Regions from separate parts of the Homo sapiens genome. Here region 2 is linked to region 1. A link is a loop called in an ENCODE intact Hi-C map of the cell type or tissue named here. Cell type or tissue: endothelial cell of umbilical vein. All regions are shown on one strand. Each heading gives the region's core, and the rest is flanking DNA. Links, peaks and the distances in the headings are about the cores only. Region 1 holds the start of LINC00520 (long intergenic non-protein coding RNA 520). Region 2 overlaps KTN1 (kinectin 1).

The links. Hi-C counts contacts between places; a loop is a spot of excess contacts. Peaks named below come from ENCODE experiments on the same cell type or tissue, not always from the same donor. Only the 100,000 strongest peaks of a DNase experiment are listed, where the experiment ranks them.
Region 2: a loop joins it to region 1, with 2.4 times the contacts of the local background. A loop is called at or near these places in 2 of 110 quality-filtered maps.

What each region holds. Positions count from the first base shown.
Region 1 is chr14:55,782,670-55,797,756 of GRCh38, forward strand. It overlaps LINC00520 (long intergenic non-protein coding RNA 520), which reads right to left and starts at 14,005. Exons shown (of 3, transcript NR_026797.1): 1 at 13,934-14,005; 2 at 10,699-10,787; 3 at 1-311. In endothelial cell of umbilical vein, for the core only: no CTCF peak of the experiment used is centred there; DNase peaks (open chromatin) are centred at 8,332 and 8,822; H3K27ac peaks cover 1,770 bases.
Region 2 is chr14:55,583,560-55,598,646 of GRCh38, forward strand. The region is part of intron 1 of KTN1 (kinectin 1); the gene reads left to right. Among named protein-coding and RNA genes, the nearest start is that of KTN1, 11 kb to the left of the region's middle. In endothelial cell of umbilical vein, for the core only: no CTCF peak of the experiment used is centred there; a DNase peak (open chromatin) is centred at 2,472.

The sequences.
Region 1 (15,087 bases), core at 6,260-10,259:
CTTGGAAATCCTGAGTGGATTGTAGGTGTTATCCGCCCCTTGCTCAAATAGCACTCCTCTGCTTCTATAAAATTTGTGAAATTCCCACGAGGCTCTCACCTTGGCCTGAAAAGCAAAGTTATTTAAAAAGAGTGCAGAGAGCCATTGTTAACTACTACTATTCCAGCTCTGATGGCTTATTGGATCAGCTCATCAACCTCAGATGTCCCTGAAGGAGCAGGGCTTCTAGATAGATGCCCTTTGATGAGTGAGTCGCTGAGAATTATTCCAAGCCATAGAATCTTGCTTGGGCAGCCAGTGAGAGGTGGTACCTTGAAGAGGAAAGAAAGGGGAATAGAAAAGGAAGCTAGTCTCTCTCATTTAATTAGCCTTTGTATCATGAATAATTTTTTCACTTTTTATTTGAAATAATTTCATTCTGTAAAGTAAATAGATTAAAAACATTTCTGGCATATAAAGTTATAAAAATAGTACAAGGACTTTCTTATATATGTTGCTCAGCTTCTTCAAATATTAACCTCTCAGAAACCAATTCTATGATCAAAACCAGAAAACTAACATTGATAGGAAAGAACTTTACAATGAGAATTACAAACCATTGCTCAAAGAAATCAGAGATGATTCAAACAAAGGGAAAAACATCCCATGCTCATGGATAGGAAGAGTCAATATTAAAGTGGCCATACTTCCCAAAGCAATTTACAGATTCAATGCTATTCCTATCAAACTGCTAATGACATTCTTCACAGAACTAGTAAGAAAACTATTTTAAAATTCACTTGGAACCAAAAAACTCGAATAGCCTAGGCAATCCTAAGCAAAAAAACAAAGCTGGAGACATCACATTACCCAACTTCAAACTATACTGCAGGGCTACAGTAACCAAAACAGCATGATACTGGTACCAAAACAGGTACATAGACCAATGGAACAGAACAGAGAGCCCAGAAATAATGCCACACATCTATGATCATCTGATCTTTGACAAAGCTGACAAAAACAAGTCATGGGGAAAAGGCTGTCTATTCAATAAATGGTGCAAGGATAACTGGCTAGCCATATGTAGAAGATCAAAACTGGATCCCTTCCTTACACCATATACAAAAATCTACTCAAGATGAATTAAATACTTAAATGTAAAACCGCAAACTATAAAAATCCTGGAAGTCGACCTAAGCAATACCATCCTGGACATAGGAATGGACAAAGATTTCATGATGACATCAAAAGCAAAAATTGACAAATGGGATCTAATTAAACTTAAGAGCTGCACAGTGAAGGAAACTATCAACAGATTAAACAGCCTACAGAATGGGAGAAAATGTTTGCAAATTATGTATCTGACAAAGGTCTAATATCCAGAAACTATAAGGAACTTAAAAACAAATTTACAAGAGAAAAACAACCCCATTAAAAAGTGGGCAAAGGATAAGAACAGATACTTTTCCAAAGAAGACACATATGCAGCCAACAAGCATATGAAAAAACTCAATATCACTGATCATTAGAAAAATGCAAATCAAAATAAAAAAGAGATACCATCTCACACCAATCAGAATGGCTACGAAAAAGTAAAAAAATAACAGATGCTGGCAAAGTTGCAGAGAAAAGGGAACACTTAGACACTTGGCAGGAGTGTAAATTAGTTCAACCATTGTGGAAAGCAGTATGATGATTCCTCAAAAAGCTAAAAACAGAACTACCATTTGACCCAGCAATCCCATTACAGGGTATATACCCAGAGAAATACAAATCTTTCCACCATATTGACATGTGCATGCATATGTTCACTGCAGCACTATTCACAATAGCAAAGACATGGAATCAACATAAATGCCCATCAATGACAGATTGGGTAAAGAAAATATGGTACATATACACCATGCAATACTATGCAGCCAGAAAAAATGAGGTCATGTCTTTTGCGGGAACATGGATGGAGCTGGAGGCCATTGTCCTTAGCAAACTAATGCAGGAACAGTAAACCAAATACCATGTGTTCTCACTTACAAGTGGGAGCTAAATGATGAGAACTTATGAACACAAAGAAGGGAACAACAGACACTGGGCTCTACTTAAGGTTGGAGAGGAGCAGAAAAAATAACTATTGGGTACTAGGCTTAGTACAAAGGTGGTGAAATAATCTGTACAATAAATGTCTGTGATACGAGTTTACCTATATAACAAACCTGCACATGTACCTCCGAACCTAAAATAAAAGTAAAAAACCCAGCTCAGTGATCAAAACCAGAAAATTAACATTAACATGAAACAAATTACAGATTAATTCTGTGGAATTCAATTAAAATTTGATTTCAAATTTAATCATTCAAATTTCTTCAGTTATCCCACAGATATCCTTTTTTCTGGTTCAGGATCCCATCCGGGATCCCATATTACATTTAGTTGCCATATTTTTTTCCCAGCATCCTTTAACCTGGAACAGCCCCTCTGTGTTGTTTTTTTAAGACTGATGCTTTTGAAGAGTACTAACTGGCTGTTTTGTAGGATGAACGCCAGTTTGGGTTTGTCTGATGTCTCCTCTTGATTCAATTTAGGTTATTCATTTTTGGCAGGAATACCACAAGAGATGATGTTGTTCCCTACTAAGGACATTACAGGAGGTGGCACAAGATTAAATGTTTGCACTTTTAGAAGAACATCTTAGAAGGGCCTATACTTATTTTTACAATGAATACACAGTTTTTAGCAATAATGAAGAACAGGTGAAGCTGCATCCTGAACCTGCTCTATAAGCTCTCCTTCTCTGCCCTCCTGCACCACGTCTTAACCTTAGCGCTTGGCCTTTCTTTCCACATGCTTCCTTCGCTAAGCGTGTCTGCCTAGAATATAAGGACTCCTCTTAGAGGGGCGAAGTACTTTGGGAAAGATTTGTACAATTGCTCATGAAAAGAAGCCCAAAGAGTAATAAAAATGTAGTAACTGCCTCTAGTTAAGCACATTTTTTTTTTTTGGAAAGAAAATTGGATATAATAAAAGTTGAATGTGGTTGAAGAAACAAAGACGTTTATGCATCTGTGTGTGTGCAAGATTTGCCAATAAGGGAAAAACTTAAACAAACTGCAGAAAATATAGTTGTTAGTACAAAATTAGCTCATGTTTCAAGTGGGTAGGAGTGAAATACTTCAAAATAGTAGAGAAAGAGAGGAGCTGAATGGAACTGTGAATGAGAAAGTAAGAGCCAGGACATTTTTGCCTGCCCTGCACAGTTAGAGGTCACATAATTTTAGGATAAATTTTGCCAGAGTGACAGCATCCAGAATGTGCTTGTGTTGCATGGATGGATCGTTTGCCTCGCTTGGGTCCTTTAGGAATAGATTAAAAGCTTTATCATAGGAAAAGTATTAAAAGCACCAAAGACGAACTTCAGTTTTATAATTGTTCATCCATTTGATGATGTTGGCTGAGGTCAAGAAAAAAATAACCAGAGAATAAGAGGGCTTTATTTTTAGAGTTGAATGCCAATGACCTTATTTTTGGAGAAAATCATATTATACTCAACTTAAAAGAGGAAAACAAAAGAGAAAAGGACAAAATACACAGAAAAAAGAAAATACACAGAAAAACATTTCCTGGATCAAACACTTAAACATTTTGGCATCCTTTAAGATCTCTTTTTATCCATATACCCACAGAGAGGTTTGCCATCTTATAATGAGACTGCACATGCTGGTTTCTATCCTGTTCTCTTTTTAGTCCTTCTCTTTTTCTGCTTAAAAGTAACAACTGCTTATTGTAAAGAAAAAAAATCAAACGTTTTAGATCATATGTTTCATCCAAACGTTATGATGCAGAATATGAAAATCTCCCCTAGTGATAAACATTTAAATAGTTTGATGTATTTTACTTGATTTTCTCTATATCGTCTTGGAGCTTAGTTTTTTCACATAATGTATCTTAGGCCTAACACCTGTCTAATGGATATAGAGGGGGTCACTTGACCTTTTTGGCATTCGAAGTTTCTTTTCTTTGGAATATGGTGGTATGAAATGTGCATTGATCACCTGCCTCTTAGGAATTTCTCTCATTTCTTATTCTATATTTTGGGAGCATCTGTCTCCATTTGCTACCTCATCTCTGTTCAAAATTCTCCTGCATTGACTTCACGACACTGCTTCCCATCTCACCACCCTCTCCTTCCTCCCTGCTCTCCTCAAACCAAGGGCTCATTGCTGTTTCCTGATCCCTTGTCCAGTGTCCAGCCTGGTTTTTCATCTTGTTTCTCACACATGGCTCTTTCTCCCCCAACTCTGGCTTGGATCCCCCCACCCCACGGGTCTTCTTCCAGGGAGACTGCGTACCTCCTACAGCTTCAGCTCTTAAGTGGGACCCTAACTGGGAATCTATATTCATTTCCTAAGGCTGCTGTAACAGAGTACCACAAACTGGGAGGCTCACAACAACAGAAATGTTTTCTCTACAGTTCTGAATGCTAGAAGTCTGAAATCAAGGTGTTGGCCAGCTATGGTCCCTCTGAGGGCTCTGGGGGAAGATCTTTCCTTGCCTAAAATTCTAGCTTCTGCTGGTTGCCTGCGATTCTTGGCACTCTGGTTTGTAGATGCATCACTCTGTTGACCAAAAGAGTCAAACTCTGTAAAATGGTAGAAGAGATGTATTCTGAGCCAAATACAAGAGACAAATGGCTCATAACACAGCCCTCAAGAGATCCTGAGAACATGTGTCCAAGGTGGTCAAGGTACAGCTTGGTTTTATACATTTTAGGGAGACATGAGACATCAAATACACTTAAGATATACATTGGTTTTGTCCAGAAAGGGGGGACAAATGGAAGCTTCCAGGTCATAGGTGGATTCAAAGATTTTCTGATTGATGATTGGTTGAAAGAGTTAAGTTATTGTTTAAAGACTTAGGAATGTCTGGGTTAAGATGATGGGTTGCGAGACCAAGGTTTTGTCATGCAAGTAAGGCCTCCAGGTAGCAGGCTTCAGGGAGAGTAGATGGTAAATGCTTCTTATCAGATGTATAAGTTTGATAAGTCCATTTCCAAGTAAGATCACTTTCTGAGGTGCCAGGTACATATCCATTTTGGGGGGACCTTATTCAACCCAGTACACTGCTGTAGGTTATATTACCACTTTCCTTTTAGACATTTTTTGTTTGTTTGTTTTTTGTGATGGAGTCTCACTCTGTTGCCCAGGCTGGAGTGCAGTGGTGTGATCTTGGCTCACTGCAAGCTCCGCCTCCCGGGTTCACGCCATTCTCCTGCCTCAGCCTCCTGAGTAGCTGGGACTACAGGCACCCACCACCATGCCTGGTTAATTAATTTTTTTTTTTGTATTTTTAGTAGGGACAGGGTTTCACTGTGTTAGCCAAGATGGTTTCGATCTCCTGACCTCATGATCCTCCTGCCTCGGCCTCCCAAAGTGCTGGGATTACAGGCTTTAAGGCATTTCTTTGTTCATGTTCCGCAGATGTTTTCAACTCAATATGTCAAATAATAACCTTATTTTCACACCAATCCTCTAAGCAGAACCTGCTCCTTCTGAAGGGATTAATGGAGTCACTTTCCTTCCAGTAACAGGCTGGGGATCTTGGCATTTTCATTTCTTTTCATCTCAACAATCACTTGCCAGGCTCTCTGACTCCTCCATCAGCTATTTTCACATCCAGCCCTTCCTTTAACCATCACAGCCACTGTCCTTGTGTAGAGCTTTGACTCTGATGCCTGGAGAGGCCAGAGAACAAATATAATGATGAAAAGGGGGTGTGACACAGTAGGGAGGGACATGGACTCTGGTGGGCTGAGAAGCTGGCCTCCTCTGGAAGTATTCAAATCTAATTCCACCTCCTCCTCCAAAACTCTGGAGCTCTCAGTCTTCCTGTGTGCAACCCAGGTTCCACTCCTTGTGTCTCCAGCCTGGGTTAAAGTAATCATTTCTTTCTTTCTTTTTTTTTTTTTTTTAAGACGGAGTCTGGCTCTGTCGCCAGGCTGGAGTGCAGTGGCGCAATCTCGGCTCACTGCAAGCTCTGCCTCCCGGGTTTACGCCATTCTCCTGCCTCAGCCTCCCAAGTAGCTGGGAATACAGGTGCCTACCACCACGCCCAGCTAATTTTTTGTATTTTTAGTAGAGACGGGGCTTCACCGTGTTAGCTAGGATGGTCTTGATCTCCTGACCTCATGATCCACCCGCCTCGTTCTCCCAAAGTGCTGGGATTACAGGTGTGAGCCACTGCGCCCAGCCTAAAGTGATCATTTCTTAAATACATTACCCATGGTAGCCCCAGTCCATCCATGACAGAGAGACTTTCCTGAAATACAGATTGGAAGCTGCTGTTTTCTCTATTAAATTGTACCAGGGCTTTCCATTCTCTATGCTGGTGACTGGCTTCCAGTATGCAGACACACACATTAGGTAGTCTGCAAGAGGTGGACAGGAGGGAAATTTTGGAACTATGTATATTCCGATGTTAAAAAAGATGGAGGCCGGGTGCAGTGACTCACAGCTGCAGTCCCAGCACTTTGGGAGGCTGAGGCAGAAGGGTGGTTTGAGCTCAGGAGTTCCAGACCAGCCTGGGCAACATAGCGAGACCTCATCTCTACTAAAGATAAAAGAAATCAGCTGGGCATGGTGGCCTATGCCTGTAGTCCCAGCTACTTTGCAGGCTGAGGGGAGAGGATTACTTGAGCCCAGAAGGTCAGGCCTGCAGTGAGCTATTGCACTGCAGCTTAGGCGACAGAGCACAGCCTGCAGAGGAGCCAAAGCTTCACCAAAGTGCAAAGAGGGTGCCAGTGGAATTCATCCTTATGCCGCAATGGACATGAGCCCAGGGATAAGTTTTTAGTATCTAGTTTTAACTAAACTCTAGTAAAATGGACAAGGGGCTTAAAATTGCTTCAAGGACTGAAGAAGATACTAGTGTTGAAGTGCAAACAAACAAGAAGCTAAGTCTGGTTCAAGCCCTTGGTCAGCTGGTTTATGAGGTAACAGCAATGACAATCTATGGAGCCCTGCCAAGCAGTTGGCTAAACAAATTCAAAGTTGTGAAGAAGACTGTTTGAAATGCAGATGTTAAATAAAAGTTTTGCTAGGTAAATGTACATTGTGCTTTGAGGATGTGCCTCTGCCAATATGAGGCCATCGCAACCAGCAAGGCATTTAAACTTAAAATCCTCCTTTTAAGTTAATATATATTTTTATCTTTCATAAGATAGTATGACACATTAATGTAGTGAATCAGATATATAATTTCTAAGTAAATAAACACAAATACCCATATTAGCGTTATGTACTTAGAGATTTTTTAAATGAATGGAGTGTGTGATCACAAGTTTGGAAAACAGTGGTCTACAGAGTCAGGTTCATGCTCCTTAGCACTGCATGTCAGGCCGGTAGTCACAGCGCCTAACCTTTTTAACCTCGCCTCCACTCTCTCTCTCTCCATGGGCGAAATCTACGGCTTATGTGTCCTGCTATGGTTTGACTGTATCCCCCAAAAAGTGCATGTTGGAAACTTAACTGCCGACGCAGCAGTGTTGGGTGGTGTGGCCTAATGAGATGTGATTCGGCCATGAGGGCAGAGTGAATGGGTGAATGCCATTGTCACAGGAGTGGATTCATTACTGTGGGAGAGTGGGTTTGTAATAAAACAGGGAGTTTGGCTCCTTTTCCTCATAACTTCTACCACGTTTTGAGGCAGAAAGAAGGCCCCTGCCAGAGGGCAGCCCCTTGTTCTTGGACTTCCCAGCCTCTAGCATTGTGAGAAATAAATTTCTGTTCATTATAAATTACCCAGTCTGTGGTAGTCTGCTATAACAGCACAAAACAGACTAAAGCCAATTTGCACACTTGGTTCCTTGGCTTCGGTTGTTTTCTCTGCCTGTCAAAGCTCCAGTCTCCTCCTCTTGTAACGTTTCTCTCCTCTCCAAGGTGGGATCACACGCCACCTCCCCTGAGTCTGTCCTTATTCTCAGTCACTCTTTCATTCCTGTCTGCTCTTGCTCACATGGTTTCTCACACCTCTGTTCAGCTTCTACGCTTGGGCAGGTGCTGCTGGCTTGTGTGTGTGTGTGTGTGTGTGTGTGTGTGTGTGTGTGTGTGTGTTGACCCTGTGCTGCGTGACTGGAAGCTCCCTGAGGAGGAGCCTGACTATTCCTCATTCTTTGTCACCCCTCCTCTTCCCTTCTGTACTCCAACAAGGTACTTACCCATTCAATGCATTTTTTACAGAATTGACCTTTTTTTTTTTAAATGTTCTCATATTAATGACCTTTTATACTTGAGCACAGTCTACATTTCCTGTACAAAGAATGAGGATCATTAGTAATTGAGGAAATGATGAAATCCAGCCATTCTGACACTGTTCCTTATCTAGGATCTCTCGCTTTCTCCCCAAAGCTGCTTATTAGGGAAGTTTTTACAGTGATAGAACATGGCGAAAGAGCAGAGGACAAATCTCAGAAGGACAATGAGATAAAAATGGGAGATTTTCCTTCTGGTTCTTTTGTTACAAAAGCCTTGTTTTATAAACAAATTTATCTACCTGCCAATAGCAGAAGTCACTTCTTGGCTAGAAAAGCATTTTCTTTTCCTTTTTCAGTTCTGTAAAACTTATGTTGTATCCATTTTTAGGCAAAACAAAAACTTTTTTTTTTTTTAAACCTGGGTATGAATAAGTTATAAATATTAAATGCAAAAGAAGGGAGCTTTTATAGTCAGTATTACCTATGTTGTTACTAACCTCAGAAAGGGCTACTGAAGGGAGCTGTATGTGGCAAGATGCTGCCAGTTCTGTGACTTTCTTGTTTGCCTGCTGCATTACTTTGGACAGCTGCCTAGAATGACCTTTATTGTTTATGGTGGAGCTGCACATGTAACAGTGAAGAGAAATCTAACATAGTTGACTCCATCTTGCTTCTAACCTCACAAGCTAACTGCCTTTTCTCATTTCTGCATGCAGGCCGAGGTAACTCTGGTAGAAATTTAGTTTATAGTTTAATTTAAAGCAAAGGTGATAACAGTCCCTTCCCAAAACTAACCCCTGAGGAGATAAGGAGGGTATACACACTAATAACCATGTTGTATTAAAAATGTACAGGAGCCTTGTGACCTGACCAAGGACAAGATGTTTTGCAACCCTTTGGACTCCTGCTGATGCCTGGATGTCTGTGGTCACTTGTTACTGCCTGACCTCAACCCCTAACCTCCTCCTTGTTTCCCTTTCCCCAATATAAAAACAAGCTTGAGATTCATGCCTTTATTTTCATTTTTTCAAGATGGAGTCTTGCTCTGTTGCCCAGGCTGGAGTGCAGTGGCACGATCTCGGCTCACTACAACCTCCACCTCCTAGGTTAAGCAATTCTCCTGCCTCAGCCTCCTGAGTAGCTGGGATTGCAGGCATGTGCCACCATGCCCAGCTAATTTTTGTATTTTTAGTAGAGATGGGGTTTCACCATATTGACCAGGCTGCTGTCAAACTCCTGACCTCATGATTCCCCCGCCTTGGGCTCCCAAAATGCTGGGATTACAGGTGTGAGCCACTGCGCCTGGCCGAGATTCATGCCTTTAAAGATGGTTCTTTACAACACTAGTCTGCCATCTTCTTGGTTTGTTGGCCATTGAAATAGTCGTTTTGCTTCCCCCAGCACCTTGTCTCTTGACTTACTAGCTATTGTGCCGTGAGTGGTATGAGTTTTGTACCTGACAACACACATATAAACCAAACAAAAAAGTAATTTTCAATTATAAATCTCTTATAGTGTGTTTAAGCAAGCATAAGAACATGCATGTGTTGTAAGAATGATAAAAAGATAATATCTAGTTTTGGCTAAGTGGTGGGGCAAAGCACTTCTTGTCTCCTGTTGGCAGGAGTTTGAACTGGCATAATTTTTCTGAAAGAAAATTTGGAAAAATTCTTTAAACACTAAAAGTGCGTATTTTTTGATGTAACAATGCCATTTCTAGCAATGTATTCTAAAGATATAATTACAGTTTTGAACAGAGATTTAGCTATAAGGATGTTCATTGTAGCATTGTTTACAATAACAATGAAAATTAGAAATGACTTACATGTCCAATAATAGAATATTGGTAAAATAAATTATAGTTTTTCCATACAACAGAATAATTAGCAGCCAGTACAAACTGAGTTGTAGCAGAATTTTTAATGATACAATATATTGTTAAGTCAGTTAAGCAGGCCATAAATAGTACATTCAGCCTGACTGTAATTTGTTACAAAAAACAAGCATGTGCAACTTTGATTTTCTAGCTTCCTCTAGCAACAAGAGGCTACACTTGTTTTTAGTATTCATATCCTGTGGCTCTATTCCCCATCTAGTTTGATTGCATGATATTCTTTCTTCTAGAAGATTCCCCTTCCCTGTGTCTCATTACCTTAGCCTGGAGCTTCATCTCTTTGCAGGGCACCTCTTGTTCCCTTAATATCTCTCTTCATGAGGCTTTGCAGAAACATGGACAATGGGTTAATTCTCCAAATGCAGGTTAGACTGAGCTGTGATGTATAATGCAACTTTGCTGAGTGCTTGGGTATAATATATGGAAATTGCGAACAAAAAAAAAACTTAAAATTGATTATGAGATACATTTGCTCCTAGAAAACTTAAGCTTGTGTCAGTTTCACCCACTGTGTCCTGTAATGGCTGCTTCTTTCCTTGTCATCCAGCCCATGGCCATTTTGCAAGGACTAACTTATTACCTCTTGCCAGAGTGTCCTTCAGCTTTTCTCTTCCCAGGAGTCCTTGCCACCAATCTCTCTGAGACCCCAAAGAGGGAAAAACAGCTTCCCTAAAAGGAAACACAATTTGTAGAAATGAATTCCACCCACATGAAGGATAGTTACATTTACATTAATTGTGCTGAGTGATTTAACCTAGTGTGTGAAACCTCCTCGTTTCAGAATGGGATTTCAGAAAAGGCCATGAAAGAGATCTTTTTCTTGCCACACCTCTTACTCCCCCAAACAAAAGGACAACCTGACTCAAAAAGAAATATCAGCTATCATTCTGGAATGCAAAACTTCTTGTGATAATAAAGGAAAATACTATATCGTTCCCCTATGCTTTTGCTTTTTACCAATAGTGTTAATAACAACAAAAAAGAAATTCAGTGTCAACTAGAACACTTATTCTACCTATAGATGGGTGTAGAAAACCCTTGAGATGTGCCCTAAGATATAAGCAATAATGACCTCTAGGTGAAGAGTTTATTAGTTAACTATTCCTGTGTAAGAAATTATCCTAGAATTTAGCAGCTTAACACAACAAACATTTATTATTTCACAGTTTGTGTGGGGCAGGAATGTGAGTGTGGCTTAGTTGTCTTGGGGCCTCTCACAAGGCTGCAGTCAAGGTGGTCAAGACCCTTGATCTGGGTCTTAGCTTAAGGCTTAACTGGGAAAGGCTGTGCTTCTACACTTCGGTAGCTCAGGTACTGGCTGTTGGCTATGGGCAAGAGATGTTAGTTCCTTGCCATGTGAGCCTGTCAATAAGGCTACTTCCAACATGGCAGCAAGTTCTGTGTGTGTATGTGAGAGAAAAAGTGGTGGGGAGAGAGAGAGGGAAAGGTCATAGGCTTTTTAGTAGTCTAATGTGTTGGGGGTCCACAACACTCACCCCCTGGCTTTGATGATTCAGTAGGAGGACTCACAGGACTCAGCACATAGTCATACTCATGGCTGTGATTTATTACCGAGAAAAGATAAAGCAAAATCAGCAAAGGAAAAAGGTGCATGAGGTAAAGACCAGAGGGAACCAGGCACAAGCTTCCAAGTCCTCTGACAGTGCAGTCACACAGGACAAACTTTACTCCCCTAGCAGTGAGCTGAAACACGTATGAGATGTTTGTCACTAGACAACCTCATGGAAGACCCAATTCCCAGGGTTTTTATTGTGGGTTAGTCACATTGACACCTGATGTCTAGCACATACCCATATTCTAGATTTCCAGAAGGAAGGCTGATGTTCAACATAACTATTGTTGGCACAAATAGCTTAGGCAGAAAGTGAGTCCTTCTTATCAGGGCATGGGGGGAACCCTTTCTCATGAAATGCAAAGGCCAGTCTTGAAAGCAGGACTGTCTAAGGAGAACAGTCTCAGGCCTGCTATGTTAACTCTTTTCTGCACACCTAATCTTAGAAATGACACCCATTGCTTTTTGTGTATTGTGTTCCTTAGAAGTGAGTCACTAGGTCCAGCCCCAGGCAAGGGGAGGAGCTTACAGAAGGACATAAATGCTGGGAAAGAAGTGTCACTGGGGGCTGTCTTAGTGACTATCCACTACACGGGGTGATTTTACTTTTTCTCATTTGTATTTTCTGTTTTTCTCTCTAATGATACGTAGTACTTTTATAGTAAGAAAAAGCCAGAAAAACATAATTATGTATACAACTTTGGTGGAAGAAAATTGGGCTTCCTGTTGGTACCATCTGCACACGTAGGTGTGGGTTTTTATGGTGTAATAATTCTCGATGGTGTTAGAGATGGTGAAGTTACCTATGAGGAAACATTGGAATGTTTCTAGTTATAAGGATAAGTGCTGGATTTAAAAAAAGTTTGGTGTTTTTAACAGCAGCAACAGTGGTAGAGGAGCTGAAGTTGACAATAATTTGCGAAATGGCAGGATGTGGAGGCTAAGGGAAACTCACCAGGCTCCAGGAAGCTTCAGACCAAGGCAAATATTGTGCCTTGACATGTTTGTCAAGAAACCCTGCAGGTCATTGTTTAATGTATGTCAATGTGGGGACAGCTGCAGGGACAGAATGAGGAGGTGTGTAGAGGGTGGAGGATGGAGCAGAGCACTTCTACCCTGGGCTGTGTGTAGGGGGCGAGTGGCAGGGTAGCAATTTCACTGCTGCTCTGAAGGGAAAGAAGAGATCTGGGAGAGAAGGATGAGGTACCTCTTCCCTCTCTGCTTTTCAGCTCAGAATTTCAGAGAGGAAGGGACTCTGGCCTGGGAGAGGAAGATGAACCTATCATATAATGACTGAGAGCTGTTGCCTGCTGGTCTAGTGTTATGGTAGTAAAGATGCCACTAAACTTCAGAGGTAGACAATGGCACAGGGACTCAGGAGTACCCTTGCTGTCAGGCATCAGAATCATGGACATTTTATGAGAGAGAGGTGGGGGGCAGGGGAGGAGAAGAGCAATGCATTCAGAAGGTCTCCTCTAGCATCCACAACACCCCACACTTGTTTCATCTTTCTTCCTCACAGTCATTAAAACCTTCTAATGCGCTATTATTATTTGATTATGTTTGTTTTTTGTCTTTTCTCTCCACCTTGATATAAGTTTTATGAGGACAGGGATTTTGTCTGTTTTGTGTCTGTTGTATAAACAGGCACTCAACAAACATTGTAAAATTGAATTAAAAAACACATATGCTAGTACTTCCCATTCATTGCCTTGCTCTGTTGCTTATTGGTATTTAAATAAAACTGCATGTGTTTGCCTTTTAACTTTGTGAATTCATCTGTAGAGCTCCATGAACTTTAAAACAGATTTGTCAATATTATAAGTAAAATAAGCTAGACACAAAAGGCCACATATTGTATGATTCCATTTATATGAGATGTCCAGAATACACCAATTCATAGAGACAGAAAGTAGATTAGTGGTTGCCACAGGCTGCGGGGCAGAGGGAGTAGAGAGTGACTGCTAATGGGTATGGGTTTCTTTTCTGGTATAATAAAAATGTTCTAGAATTAGATAGTGATAATGGTTGCACCACTCTGTAACTATACTAAAACCCACTGTAGGAGAGAAAAGTAATATACTTTCCTCATCTATTGCAAGGTTCATGACTGACACTCCTATAACAAAAGACAGATTAACAAGAGAAAAGGGTAACACATTTGTATTAGTTCTCATGCTGCTAATAAAGATATACCCAAGACTGGGTAATTTATAAAGAAAAAGAGGTCTAATGGACTCACAGTTCCACATGGCTGTGGAGGCCTCACAATCATGGCAGAAGGTGAAGGAGGAGCACAGTCATATCTTACATGGCAGAAGGCAAGAGAGCTTGTGTGGGGGAACTGCCCTTTATAAAACCATCAGATCTCTTGAGACTTAGTCACTGTCACGAGAACAGCATGGGAAAAACTCGCCCCATGATTCAGTTCCTTTCCATTCAGTCCCTCCCATGACATGCGGAGATTATGGGAGCTACAATTCAAGATGAGATTTGGGTGGGAACACAGCCAAACCATATCAGCATTTATTCAACCAAAGTTTTATAGGACATGAAAGACTTCAGAAATGAAGAACCCAAGACTCAGGGAAAAGTGTCTATTTTTGTGCTTAGGTTTGATGAAGAATGGATAGTCATGTAGAAGTATAATTGGTCAAAAAGAAGGTGTGGCCTAATGGTAATAAACTGAGGGGAACATAGCAAGGCCTGTTTGTTCTTTCCTCTGGGCATAGGGCAGGACACCTGTTACATGAGGGTCTTATGACCTACTTTCAGGGAAAGCAGGTCAAAGAATTCTCTTATGGCCAGCTGTCACACAGAAAGGAAGGAGAAGGTCTGAAAATGGCCTTCTTGTTTCTGTTTTCTTCCCAATTTCCGAGGCATTGTATTTTGCAGTAACATGTCCTGAATCCTGATGCCACTGAATTGTGTACTTGAAAAGGATGAATTTTGTGGTATGTGAATTATATCTCAATAAGATTGTTACTAATGACCCACAGATTTGTCATTAATTTCCCATGAGGTAAAGGCAGTTGTTTCTTTCCACAGATAAAACCTAATAATATCTTTCTGCAGATATATCAGGTAGCTTGTTGGCCACCTGATTTTTAACTCCTTACCATCAGGTGATATTAGGCAAGTTACTGGCTTGACTCCTGGGGCCTTATTACTCTCCTTTGAATAATTAGCACACTAATACCTACAACTAAGGGCCATGTGGGAGGTCAAATGCATTGGCCCATGCGTGAAGCCTACCACTGAGCTTAACAGATGGACAATGAGCTCAGTCCCTATCCTTTCCTCCTCCTACCTTAGAAGACCTGTAAAGCACCTGGGCCAGTGGCAAAGCAAGTTATTAGAATCTGATCACTGAGGTAGGATCCATTTCCTGGCATC
Region 2 (15,087 bases), core at 31-4,030, 210 kb before region 1:
TTCTGCTTTTTGGGCTTTCTCCTTCCTAATTGCTTTGTTCATTCTATCTTACATCTTCTACTCTTAAACTTGACATGCTCAGTCCTTGTTTCACTTTTCTTTTTATATTCCTCTGACAATCTTATCCAGTGTCATGGTTTTAAATACCTATATGCTGATGGCTCCCATATTTATATCTCCAACCCAGACTTTCCACATGTGCTGTTAGGCCTATCCACTTGGATGTGCAGTAGTCAACTCCAACTAAATTTCCGTATTTTTCCTCAAACATGTTTGATGTTTGATGTTTCCATCAAACATTCAGGTAAAAAAACGTTGGAGTCATCCCTGACTTATTTCTTTCACACTTGGCATTCTGTGCTCTGTCTTATCTTGAAAATATAACCAGAATCCAATCAGTACTTACTGCTTCCACTGCTCACCAGCCTGGTGCAAGCCATTCTTATCTCTTACCTAGATTTCTGCAATTAGCCTCCTAACTGATCTCCCTGCCTCTGCCCTAACTCCCTGCAGTCTTTCCAACACAACAACTGGATCATATTACTTATCTTCTCAGAATGCTACAGTGACTTTCTCTATGCACAGTGAAAGCTGAAGTTCTTATGTCCTTAAGGCCATGCAGAATCTGGACACTTCCACTCTCCTCATTCCCCCTTACCTCTAAGGTTAGCTACTATCATCCCTCTGCTTACTTCTCTCTGGCTCCAATGGTTTTCCTAAGGGCAGCTACATATCAGACACTGCCCTAAACGCTTAGGCTCCATCAATAAACAAAACAGACGAAAAGCTCTGCCCTGATAGAAGTTGTGTAATAGTGTATGTTTGAGGGCAAGGGGAAGAGATAATAAACACAATCAATGAGGAAATTATATACTGTTTACTTCTCCTGGCAAGAAGGTGACAAGTGCCATGGAGGAAACAGAGCTGTTTTTTACACTGGCTGTTACCCTGTAGATACATGCATGGCTTGTTGTCTCCGTCCAGTCTTTGCTTTTTAAATGTCAGTTTCTTAAAAAGATGTGCCTATTTTATTTAAAACTGCACTCCCCTACGTCTGATTCTTGTACCTTGCTCCGTTTTCTTTATAGCATTTGTCACCTTCTGTCATACTATATAATTTCCTGGTTGTGTTTATTGTCTCTTCCACATAACCCTCAAACACAGTATTACATAGCTTCTATGAGGGTAGGCTTTTTGTCTGTTTTATTGATGACTCTTTAAGAGTTCAGAGCAGTGTCTAGCACATAGCAGGTCCTCAATAAGAATTTGTTGAACACAATAATTAAATCCTGGCTGGGTGTGATGACCCACATCTGTAATGCCAGCACTTTGGGAGGCCAAGGTGTGTGGATTGCTTGAGCCCAGCAGTTTGGGACCAGCCTGGGCAACGTGGCAAAACCCCATCTTTAAAAAGAATATAAAAATAGCCAGGCATGGTAGCGTGTGCCTGTGGTCCCGGCTTCTTGGGAGGCTGAGGTGGGAGGATTGCTTGAGCCAGGGAGGTGGAGGTTGCAGTGAGCTGAGATGGTGCGACTGCACTCCAGCCTGGGTGACAGAGTGAGACTGTGTCTCAAAAAAAAAAAAAAAAAAAAAAAAATCTCACATTCCTTCCTTTGATGGATAACTCATTATTGGATACATGTAGTTTTCAGTTTGCTCCTTTCCTCTTTCAGGGATGGTCAGAGAGTGGAAGAAAGTGGCATGGAGCCTTTGGGAGCTGCTTGGTGGAAGGAATGATGTTAGAGTGTGGTGGAGACCCTCTTACATACTCCACATGATTAGGACCATTTGTTAGTTAATTCAAAAAGTTGGTTAAAGCAAGGAATCAAAATATATGTGCACCTTAAATGTTTTCACTTAAAATATTTGATTTTACTTTTATTTGCCTTTTTATTTTTACTGATTTCTTTTCTTAAAATAAAGGTTATCCTGATTTTCCTTTCATAGATTGTACTCTAAAAGCATTATCTATGATTTCTAGTATTGGTTTCTTTAAAGTGGAATGAAAAGATAGGCACTGGGAAACTCTCCAAGTACAAAATCTTTATAGATTTTTCCAGTTATTCATCAAGGCCTTCCAAAGGATTTAATGTCATTTTTATAGAAATAACACCTTTTGACTCTATTTTCATGTTTGATAGATATATAGAAATAAGTGAGTAGGAGAGTAATTGCTAGCCAGAAACAGCTTTCTGAAGACACCAGCCCATGTATTTTTACAAAGGAGGAGAATGTCAGTTAATCCAGTGAGAGATCCTGTAAGACAGCTTCCACTTTGAATAGGTTCCATAGGGGCCGTAGGATCATAGCAGCCTATAATTACTAGAAGAGAATGTTATTTACCCTTATTTCTTTATTTTGACTCTGAGTAACATCTACAATTAGTTTTCAGAACTTATGTGAATTCAAGTAAGTGTACATTGTCTATCAGGAGACATGATGTTACACTGCATTTTCGCTGGAAAATGTGGGACAATTATTATTCTTATGCATGAGTCATTGAGTTGTTAAGGAAACAATCTGGTCTGGTATAATAAGCTGGAAGTCACTAGTTAGGAGACCTACAGGTCTTAGACCTTATTAACTCTAAGGTTTTATGCAAGTTCTTTATTGTCCAGTTCTTTAATTACATAATGTTCTGTGGGGTAGTGGAAACAGCTTGGGCACTAGGGAGCCTGAAGACCTTGGGCTTGAATTTAGTTTTGCTAGTCAGTACCACTTACTGCATGTGTGATCTTAACCTATATTAACCTGCCTAAGGCTCATTAAGGAATTATCTTACCTCAGTAGTTGCCTCATAAGTGATAGCTAACATTGGAGTACATATTTGCTGTCAAACTCTAAATGCTTTAGGTGCATTATCATATCATATCATATTTAATCTTCTCAACAACCTTATGAGGTAGGTACTATTTGGTGAAAACTAGGGAGACAAATAATTTGTTCAAAGACACAAATATCTTTAGGAGGAGCCTGAATTTTAACTGAGGCATTCTGACTTAGAGCCCATTCTTACCCGTTGAGCTGTTTTATAAGAATGCTTTCTGAAGAAAACAAAACGCTGTCCATGTGCAGCTGTCTAATGTTAGGCATTACAAAGCTAAATTAAGGTTATAAGGATCCCCCTCCCCCCCATAGGAATTAGAAGATTAATTCTTAAAACTAGTGATTTAAATTTAAAGACTTGAAGTTTTTCAAGTGGAGAAAACAGTAAAAGCTACTTAAACCACATGCTATAAAATGTTTTAGTTATATGGAAAGCAGTAGATAGAATGTCGTCCTTTTGTTTCCAAGAAACTTTTCTGTTTCATTTCCTGCATATGTTCATTATAAGTTACTCTTGTGTGATCTTATAGACATTTCTTAATGGTTACCTCGAAAACGCCAACTCTGACCCTACCTAAAAATGCATACCCTCCCTATTCTTTGTCACAGCCTTATTTTTATTCATTGCATTATCAGTCACAACCTGATGTTATAATACGCTTATTTCTTTCTTGGTATCTGCCTCACCTACAAGAATATAAATAATGTGAGGCAGGGACTGTCTTGTTCATCGCTGTGAACTATATGTCTGACACCTAGCTAGTGCTCAATTTGAATGAATGGATGGTCTGATGCTTGAAAATGATTGGGACTCATTGAGTCTTTTGCTTTACTTGCCATCCTTTATTAGCATGGCTAACTGAGTGGTATTTGGTATGCCATATAAAGTGAAACTCTAAGAATAAGGGTTTTAGGTTTACTCTTGGGAGAGTGGAATGGAAAACAATTTGAAACATGAATTTCAGCAAAATGGGTGTGCTTAGTCCCAGTTAATCTTGTTCATCAGTAATGTAAGTGTTCTGAGTGGAATCTGTACATAAATAATTTAGTGAATGCTTGTGTTTAGATCTAATTACCTTTTGAAATAAATTTGGACAAGCTAAGCTGTGCACTGAAAACTCCCTAGTGTTCTGAATGCTATGTTGCAGAACGTTGAAGATGTTGCCTTAAATCTGTAATATCCACACAGGTTGAATTCACTTACGTGCCACCAACCTGTACTTGCCTACTTTATTGGGAAGTCATGTTCATTTGAAATGTTTCCGTAATTACTTTACGTAGTTTTCATAATCTGGGTCTCTTGAGGTTGGCTGAATGTCATGATTTCTGTAAAGGGAATTCCTCAAGCTTGTATTTAGTGCTCTTATTTCTGGGTACAGTTTCAGGTGCTGTGCTGGATAATCTTTGTGCTTGGTACTCTATTGCTGGAGAATCATTTCTTAAATAGCTTCCAGTTTGACTAGATGTTTGCTGTAATTTTAAGTTTAAATTGAATCCTTTTGTAAAAGTGGCTTAATTCTTTCACTCTTTTTTTTCTTTTAGTCTAAATAATTGGATTTAGTTTTAACTTGAAGTATTTCTGAGCTTGAAAATTCTGGAGCACTTTTCAAGTAAAAAATACAGCTGACCTTTGGACAATGTGGGAATTAGGGGCACTAGCACCCTGTACAGTCAGAAATGTTTGTATAACTTTTGACTCTCCAGAAACTTAACTACTAGTACCCTACTTTTGACTGGAAACCTTACCAATTACATAAATAGTCAATTAACATGTATATTGTACGTTATATGTATTATATACTGTATTCTTATAATAAAGCTAAAGAAAAGAAAATGCTACTAAGAAAATCATAAGAGACTGTGTATTTACAATACTGTACTGTTTATTGATACCATAAGTTTATATCATCTGTAAGATGAATCATCTGTCTGAAACAGTGAGCAACTGTAACTGCAGACCTCAGTCTAAGTACATATCAAGTAATTCAACTTTTCCTTGTCATGACTTTTCTCTGCTTCTCGGGAGCACTTCCAGCATTACTAGTGGCACTTGGCATGGGTCTCATGGTGTTATTCAGGGTTTACAGTGTTGTGCTAAAAATGATGAAAAATATGCGAGAACTATGATCACTTTTTACTGTGATACTGTTACTGGAAGGACAGAATGCTCATGTGGAGATAATTAGAGTCATGGATAGGAGTCAGGGATACTTCAGACACTTGAGCTCACAGTAATACCAACAGGAGGTGGCCACAAAATTATTACAGTGGTACAGTATGTACTGCAGTTAATTTTATGCAGTTGTGATTTGGTACTGTATCTTGACCTTTGTTTACATTTCCATCTATTGCAAATGGCACCATGTACAGTAACCATATAGGGTCTGGTTTGTGTAAGTTTTGATAAATTTTAACTTTATTATTTGTGTATATTTTATGGTAGTAAATTATGAAATAGACTGGGATCTACATATATTTTATGCATTCATGACATTTTTCTTAATTTTTTTCAATATTTCTAGGCTGTGGTTTCCCTGTGAGTTTTTTTCATATTGTTGCAGTCTCCAAAAAATTTTCCAATATAGTTACCGAAAAAAAAATCTGCATGAAGTGGACCCACACAGTTTAAACCCATAGTGTTCAAAGGTCAGTTATACATTCAAGATTAGCCTTGGAATTATACATAAAATACAGCCGAGGCATTTACCTTGTCTGAGGTTTTGGGGAGAAAAGAAGTAATTCATAAATATAAGTTAGTTGTAAAGTGATGAAAGCCGAATTTTTGTCTGCTCTTTTAGGATTAATTACCTGGCATAAATTGGTAGTTATATTTCATATCCTTTCAGTGTTATGTAACCTTCATTTAAGCAGAAAGTCCTGGCAGCATTCAAAATAACATACTACTTTTGGTATAAAGAGATTCTTTTTTTTGAAACGGCGTCTCGCTCTGTCACCCAGGCTGGAGTGCAGTGGTACAATCTTGGCTCACTGCAACCTCTGACTCACTGCAACCTCTGCCTCCTGGGCTCAAGCGATTCTACTGCCTCCTGAGTAGCTGGGATTACAGGCACCTGCCACCAAATCTCGCTAATATTTGTATTTTTAGTAGAGATGGGGTTTCATCTTGTTGGCCAAGCTGGTCTCGAACTCCTGAAATCAAGTGATCCACCTGCCTTAGCCTCCCAAAGTGCTGAGATTACAGGCATGAGCCACCATGCTGGGCCAGAGATTCTTTAATTATTATTCTTGGTTACTATATTCATCTGATTTCTTTTTTTTTTTTTTTTTTTTGAGATGGAGTGTCTCTCTGTCGCCCAGGCTGGAGTGCAGTGGCACGATCTCTGCTCACTGCAACCTCCGCCTCCCAGGTTCAAGTGATTCTCCTGCCTCAACCTCTTGAGTAGCTGGGACTACAGGCATGCATCACCACGCCCAGCTAATTTTTGTATTTTTAGTAGAAACGGGGTTTCACCATGTTGGCCAGGATGGTCTCGATCTCTTGACCTTGTGATCTGCCCACCTCAGCCTCCTAAAGTGCTGGGATTACAGGTGTGAGCCACTGCACCCAGCCTTATTTATCTGATTTCTTAAGGTAGCTTTGTAATAAGTAAAAACAAAACAAAACAAAAAAAACCACACATACAAACCTAGATATTTTCTGTAAACATTTTTAATAGATTTCTTATTTTAAAGGACTTTTCTTTTTGGGGAAAATTTCTTCCAAAGTAGGAATAACTTTCTACAATTATTCAGTGCTTTTATTGTAATTGTATAAGTTAAGAAGCAGGGAAGCTTATGCCTGTTTGCTTGTTTGTTTTGATTTACATTTATCTCTTCCTACTTGTCTTTTTATTGTTTTATTGAAAGTTGAAACCACTATTAAATGATTCAGACATATAAGAATGTATAATGTATATGTACAGTTTAAAGATTAAATATAAAATGAACATCTGTGTACTGAACACCTGTGTACCTTTCTCTCAGCTTTAAATTTTTTCTTTTAAAATAAAATACGTATGAGATAATATTTTAAGAGTACGTGTAAGATATAAAGACATAATGAACAGCCTTGTATCTAATACCCAGTTTGAGAACATAATCCTTTTTATTTCTTTATGTCCCTTCCCACACTCTAACCACTACCTTTCTTACCTTTGCTTTTCTTTTAGTTTTGCCAGATCTAGTTGTATCCCTATTTTGTTGTTTTGTTGGTTTTTGAACTCTAAATGGAATCCTTCTGTATGAGTTTATTTGTAACTTCCTGTTTCCCCTCAACCTTGTTATCAGGATATTCTTTTTTTTTTTTTTGAGATGGAGTCTCGCTCTGTTGCCCAGGCTGGAGTGCAGTGGCGCGATCTTGGCTGACTGCAACCGCTGCCTCCTAGGTTCAAGCGATTTTCCTGCATCAGCCTCTTGAGTAGCTGGGATTACAGGCATGCACCACCACGTCCAGCTAATTTTTATATTTTTAGTAGAGACGGGGTTTCACCATGTTGGCAAGGCTGGTCTCGATCTCCTGACCTTGTGATCCACCCGCCTTGGCCTCCCAAAGTGCTGGGATTACAGGCATGAGCCACCATGCCCGGCCCAGGATATTCTTTCACCATGTTGTATGTAGCTCTAACTCATTTGGCTACTTCATGTATGAATATTTTACAACCTGTTTCCTGTTGGACATTGGGTTTCTAGGTATTTTTGTTGTTAGTATACACAGTGCTGCTATGAACACCTTGAATAGCATAGGTCTATTTGTTGCACTTGTGTCTCTAGGATAGTGTTTTTTTTCAAACTTTTTGTTACCACTCACAATAAGAAACACATTTTAAATTATGACTCAGTATATTATCAGGTATACTATTCCATGCTGTTCTGTTTCATTAAAACTAAAAACGCTAGTCAAGACCTAAGTTTTATGCTAATCGCTAGTGAGTTGAGACTAGAGTGTAGATAGTTTTGGGGCTTATGACTAGCTAGAAATAGAATTGCTGGATTGTAGGAGACAAGACATTTTCAACTTTACTAGTTAGTGTAAATTGTTTTCTTTCCAATATAAATGTGCCAGTTTATTCCTGTCACCAGTGTATATGTGTGATGGCTCCACATTCTTCCCTATACATGATAATGGCAAAAACCAGTTAGCCTATTGTGTGTGAATTGATACATTGTATGTCTTGCATTTCTTTCTTTCTCTCTTTCTTTTTTTTTTTTTTTTTTTTTTTTGAGACGGAATTTTGCTCTTGTCGCCCAGGCTGGAGTGCAATGATGCGATCTCTGCTCACTGCAACCTCTGCCTCCCAGGTTCAAGCGATTCTCCTGCCTCAGCTGGGATTACAGGCATGCACCACCACACCTGGCTAATTTTGTATTTTTAGTAGAGATAGGGTTTCTCCATGTTGCTCAGGCTGGTCTCGGACTCCCGACCTCAGGTGATCCGCCCGCCTCGGCCACCCAAAATGCTGTGATTACAGGCGTGAGCCACTGCACCTGGCCTTGCATTTCTGATTAATGAGAGAAAACATATTTTCAGAGTTTGCTGGGCACTAGTTTCCTTTTCTCTGAAATGACTGTTCATTTTTCTGTTGGGTTTATCTTTTTGGGTGGCAAGATTTCTTCATATGTTCTGAATACTAATTATTTGCCAATTATGTGTTATAAATGTCTTCCTACTTTGTGGCTTGTCTTCTGACTTTCTTATGGTGTCTCTATTAAAAGTTAAAAATTTTAATGTAGTTGAATTTATCAGTGTTTTCCTTTTATAATTTGTACTTTGTGTCTAGTTTAAGAAATTCTTCTCTACCTCACGGTTATGAAGATGTTCTTGCATGTTGTCTTAAAAAGTTTTATGTTGTCTCACAGTTCTTTCCCTGGAATTGATTTTTGTTTCTTCCCCTTTATGCTGTTTTCTTTTTTCCAAGATTTCCACTGCTTACCATTTCAGTTTTTAAGGGCTAAAATGTGTTTATTTATAGATGCTTTGAAATAATACTTTGACAGTATGGAGTTGTTTCGAGGATTGCATCTACAACTTACTTTTAGAGTCATAAGAAAATAATTGCAGTTGACCCTTGAACAACATGGGTTTGAACTGCACGGGTCCACTTATACATGGAGCAGGATGGTGAAACCTGAGTAGATGGGCTATGGGACTTGACTATGGGAGATTTTGGTGTACCTGTGTGTGTCCTTAAACCAATTTTTGGCGCATACTGAGGGATGACTGTATGTAGGAGTGTTTTGAAAAAGAAACTTTGGATAGTTATTCAATAAACTTTGAAGTCCCTCCTCCAGTCCCTATTTGACATCCTAAGTGTTTTGTAAATATTTCACAGTGATGCCAGTGTTTGCATGTGGTTTTCTTAAATTGTTTTGCACATATATTGTGAAGTAGATCTTTGTGCTTGGTATTTTGAATATGTATGGACAAACTTCTATGTATACAGCTTGTACTTAGAGTATACTTACAGTATGAGGAATCAAATCTTTAATTTTGAAAAATTCTCACCTCTTTAAATATTGCTTCTTTTATTTTCACTTTTCTCTTTTGCTAGACCTGTCTTGGAGGCTAAGTTTATCCCGTGTTTTTAATTGTTCTATCATTTTTTTCTCTTTTCTGTGCTTCATACTAGGTGAATTCATTACTGTCTAGCAATTTACCATTTTATTTTTCTATTTTGTCTAGAGTGTATTGTATCTGTTGAGTCTATATGCCAGTATCTATAATTTTCATATTTTAAATTTGGAATTGCTTTTTCATAATCACCTGTTTCAATTCTCTTTGTTTGGCAACCCTTTTGCTACTTAGAAAACCTCTATCTCCTTCTTTAACATGTTCAAATTTAAAAATCTTTGTCAGACCATTTCATAAAACATCTGGTGTGAATTCGTGTTTTTATATGATTGTTTTTTCTCATTAAATTTCTTGCTATGTTTTGGATTAAAAAAACTGGTTTTAATGTTGGACAGACTCATTATTTTGACAACTCTTGCATTCAAATCAAAACTCTGAAATTTAATCTTATTTTTGAATTTACTAATTGATCAGAAATAGACACCCCCCCCCCAAAAAAAAAAAAAGAAAACTTGTTAAACACTGTGAGGGTACTATCAACAAAATTCACACTGGGAAACGCGCTAGGACTAGCTGCTTGGTTTTTTTTCCCTTCCCAACTAAAAGTTCTAAGAATTGTAAGAAACTGAAAAATAAAGAGATAGGTATAGTACGTGAAAGGAGACAAGAAATATACCAGTCAAGGAATAACAAAATACTTGCAAAGCACTTGGGGAACGTGAACGAACACTAGCTTTGCATTAAGGAATTACTAATTTTTAATTTGCTATGACATTGGATGTTTTGTTGTCTTTTTTTTTTCTCCAGGCTTGGAGCTTCTGTAAAGTTATAGCTCTGGATTTGCAGTGTCATTGTTTTTCTCCCCTCTCCTCCCCTCTCTTTTTTTACCTTTTTATTTTTTTGAAACCTCTCTTTTTACAAGCTGTGCAAATCTTGACCCCTTGGTGTCAGGCGATGAACCTTGTTCTGTTTTGTTGCTGTTACCTTTAGGAACTGAACTATCCAGCCATCTTCCTGGTTCCTTCTTCCCTCTACTGCACTTAAGATATGGGTTACTGTTTTGAATTTTTATTGCATTTCTCACCCAGTACGATGTTTATCTTAGTTTTGAGTTTAGCCATATCTTTTAAATTTCCTTTTATATTCGTGCAAAAGGTTGGTGCAAAAGTAATATTTCACACTATTACTAAGTATTTGGAGGAGGATCCTTATTGGAAGTCGTTATCTTCATTTCTACCTATCTTAGGCTTACTTGTTTTTTGAATCCCAGCTTATGTATCCTGAGTAGTATTCACAGTGTATCCTGAGTGCTCTAGTTCAGTGATCTGTTCCCTTCCTTTGCACAAATCTTTTAATCTTGTTGAATATTATTCAGCTCTACAGAACACATCTGATATTAGCATCACACTAATTTATGATTATATAATAATTAGTTAGACTCTTTAAGCATTGAAATGTGATTCTTGCTTTTGCTGCTTGATCTCACTCATCCTGTGTTTCTTCGTTCTGTTTTGGAGTTGCTGTTCCCACTCAAGCAGAGTAGAGTTTTTTTTTTTTTTTTTTCATTTTTGAGTTTGGACTGGTATCCATTGTTGTGTGAAATATTTTTGCTTGTTGTCTCCAACTTGAAAATCAAATATCCAATGTTTTGAATTCATTCTTGAAAACCCTGCTGCTAATTTAAAAGCTATTAAATGAAAGCCTATTTCCATTAATTTTAGTAGGGAATTATGATGCGGTATTTCATCCCAAACAGTTTTCACACGTAGGTAAATATTAATCTAACAATGAAGACAAATTTGTGTAGGTATAAACAAGTTGAAAGTAAATACACTTTATACATAAAATATAATGTAGTATAATGAAGGCTAATTGTATTTGCCAAAGGAGAAAGAAGATTTGATAGTGGATGGTAGTGTAGTTGGTAGAGTGTCACTTTTTGGGAAGTCTGTTTCTTCTGTACTGTGTTTTTTCACCAATTCAAGCTTTCTGGAGTTCAGAGTTACCTTGCATTCAGTCTGCACTTAAGTTGTCTGCACAGAAAAGCACCACTAGGGCAATAACAAACACAAGTTGTTCACAACACGGGAAATAGAACACATGCAGAAAAGACGGAGTTGTAGGAGCTGGAAGCTCATTGACTTTCTTGCTCTGCATATGTACACGAAGCATATCTAGGTTCATCCAGTGTACTGTATGTACAGTATAGATCTGTTCCATATGATTTACGCTGATGGGAAATAATTACGTTGAATAAAACATTGAGTCTGAAATCATAAATGTTGAAATTTCACTCTATAGAATATTTTGTGTGTGCTTAGGTAAACAGTCACTAATACCAAAAAAGGTCATTGCTTGAAAAGTGGTAATTTTCAAGAGCCATTTTGATGAAAACCAGTTAAATGAACAGCTCATTATGTGGTTAAGTCTGTAGTAGACTTAGTAATGTGGTGTTCCAGCTTATCTGAACTAGTTGTCAGAATTTCTGCTATTCTAACCAGGTAACTCAGAGTAACACAGGATAATACAAATCTTACGTTCTGAAACCTTTAATTGGTTTGCCCTTTGTTCTCATCCTCATATTCAACACATTTGTAAACTGGCAAGATTATCTTTAATTGATTAAAATGTTAGTAAGGTCAGGCTTAGTTTTTTGGTACATTGTTAAGATACTTTCTAAACCATTAATTGTCAACTTTGGGATATTATTGTTTAACCTTTTAAATATTCTTCAATTTATGCCAGTATTCAGCCATGTTCAGGATTTATCAATCTTGTCTCCAAGGATAGCTTGTTTACTTTATTGACTGTTCTGACAAAATCAGACATTCCATAATGTGTATTGGGTTTTCCTGATTTAGTAACCCTTTTATTTAAAAAGGTATCGGAGTGATTTTTTTTAATAGTGACTGGTTTGGCGGCTGGGCGCGGTGGCTCACGCCTGTAATCCCAATACTTTGGGAGGCCGAGGTGGGCGGATCATGAGGTCAGGAGATCAAGACCATCCTGGCTAACATGGTGAAACCCCGTCTCTACCAAAAATACAAAAAAATTAGCTGGGTGTGGTGGCAGGCGCCTGTAGTCCCAGCTACTCAGGAGGCTGAAGCAGGAGAATGGTGTGAACCTGGGAGGCGGAGCTTACAGTGAGCTGAGATCGTGCCACTGCACTCCAGCATGGGCGACAGAGCAAGACTCAATAGCAAAAAAAAAAAAAAAAAAAGTAAAAATAAAATAAATAAATGGTTTATAGTGGATGGCTTTTGATGTGCCTATATTTTTTAGTAACATTGTCTGGATTTACCTAAAATAAATTCATCAATTTTAATTTGACTACTTTCTATTTTTAGTACATGATATTTAATAGCTTTTACTTTTTTCCCCCTAACTCTTAGGCATTTTCTAATAGTGAGGAAAGCAGAAGCCTTTCATGGAACTTGAAATGTAGGATCATGGCAGCTGTGTCTGTTGAAGGCAACATCTGTCTTTGCATGGCTGTTGAGGTGATTGTGTTGTAAACATGGATTCTAAGGATGACCATAGGATAGGAGCCTCTACTTGTGGCTATATTTTAGGTTCTGATAACTGATCATCTTTCATCCTCTTACCTCATATTTCTGTTGTCTGGAAGGCAGTCTTTGCAATCACAAATTTTGAAGGTTCATGGTGTGCTGTGTTTTAATTATGTTAATTACATAATTGACATACTTAAACCAACTTTCAGTTGGTGAAATCACAAGGACTACTTTTTCTTGGCGTTAGCTCCCTAAGGTTCTTAGTAAGATCGGGTCTCTCACTAATTTTTTGCTTAGGTTTCCTATTATTGCGAGTGATGTCAAAAGAATAGAACCTTTTTTTTTTTTTGACAAAGTTTTTTTTGCCACTGTAGACTTAAACTTTGTTAATATATCAAAGCTACACTTATTTCCAATTCAAGGTAATTATATCTGTACTTTTTGATGTTTTTTCTGTCATAGACTCTTTTTGCAGCTTCAAGAATAGAACGTTATGGTGAAGTCCATATCATGATAAAACATCCTTGATTTTGTGTTTCAGAGTACCAGTGAACACAAATAGGATTAGTATATACTGTATATATGAAGGATTATTTTGAAAAAAAAAATCCAAAGGGAAGAACTCACAAGGACCACCTATATAAAGTTATTTATGTTCAGAGAAGTAAATATTTGACAACATTGTGCGTTGGACTCTGTGTTGGGCTCCCAGATAGATGGGAGAACATGTATTTGAAAAGGGGAGTTACTCATTTGGCTTACACTTTTTGAGTAGTATAAGCTAAACTTTGTGTAATAAGTGAGTAAAAGTCTTCAGGGAATGTTTTCTTAAGCCATAGTTCTTAAGGTACAATTTCAGAGAATGATAAACACATAAGATTGTGAATGTATTAAAGCAAATGCCTCTTAATTTCAGTGAATCAGAATGAACATTTCTTAAGTTTATCGGATTCTTCATTTGTACTTGTTTTTAGATTGTGTGTAAGATTTTGCTGTTTATTCACAATTTTGCTGTTTGCGTAGATGTCGAATCTCTTTGCTGTTTCTTAAATAGCAATGATAGGAATTTCCCTGTGGAATATGAACATTAAAATTGAAATGTAGAAGGGCTGGCATGGTGGTTCATACCTGTAATCCCAGCACTTTGGGAGGCCGAGGCGGGCAGATCACTTGAGGTCAGGAGTTTGAGAACAGCCTGGCCGACATGGTGAAACCCCATCTCTACTAAAAATACAAAAATTAACAAGGCATGGTGGCGGGCACCTGTAATCTCAGCTACTTGGGAGGCTGAGGCCAGAGAATCATTTGAGCCCGGGAGGGGGAGGATGCAGTGAGCTGAGATCGTGCCACTGCATTCCAGTCTAGGCGACAGTCAGACCCTATCTCAAAAAAAAAAAGTAGAAATGTAGGTTGTAGGAATGTAGAAATTAAAATGTAGACTACAGAATAGATTGTAAGGTTTAGAAAAAAAAATTCAGGCTTTCACCATTTAATTGGTGTACTTAACTATCTGTGAAAATTTGTCCTAATTTCATATGGCTTTGTATACGGAAGCTTGGAGTAATTGAGGGGCCAGAGAGGGAAAACTCTTTGCTAGCACTCTTCTTTGTGCATTCCTGAAAAGTTTATTAGAGAAAAGCAAAGGTCAGCTGTAATCCCTAGTGAAATAATAAGAATATTGCTTTCTCGGCAGGGCGCGGTGGCTCACGCCTGTAATCCCAGCACTTTGGGAGGCCGAAGCGGGCGGATCACGAGGTCAGGAGATTGAGACCATCCTGGCTAACATGGTGAAACCCCGTCTCTACTAAATATACAAAAAATTAGCCGGGCGTGTTGGCGGGCGCCTGTAGTCCCAGCTACTCTGGAGGCAGAGGCAGGAGAATGGCGGGAGCCCAGGAGGCGGAGCTTGCAGTGAGCCGAGAACCCGCCACTGCACTCCAGCCTCGGCGACAGAGCGAGACTCCATCTCAAAAAAAAAAAAAAAAAGAATATTGGTTCCTCAATCAGTCATACTCTGGTTGGAAAGAGGTACTGTTCATTAAAAAAAAAAATTACATTCTGGATTAGTAAATTTCATATAAAGTCTGAATTAATTTTTACTAATTATTTACTAATGTTGATCAGTTTTGTTTGTTGCAGAGCTGACAGACTTATTGCTTCTAAAAACTAATATTCCAGTGT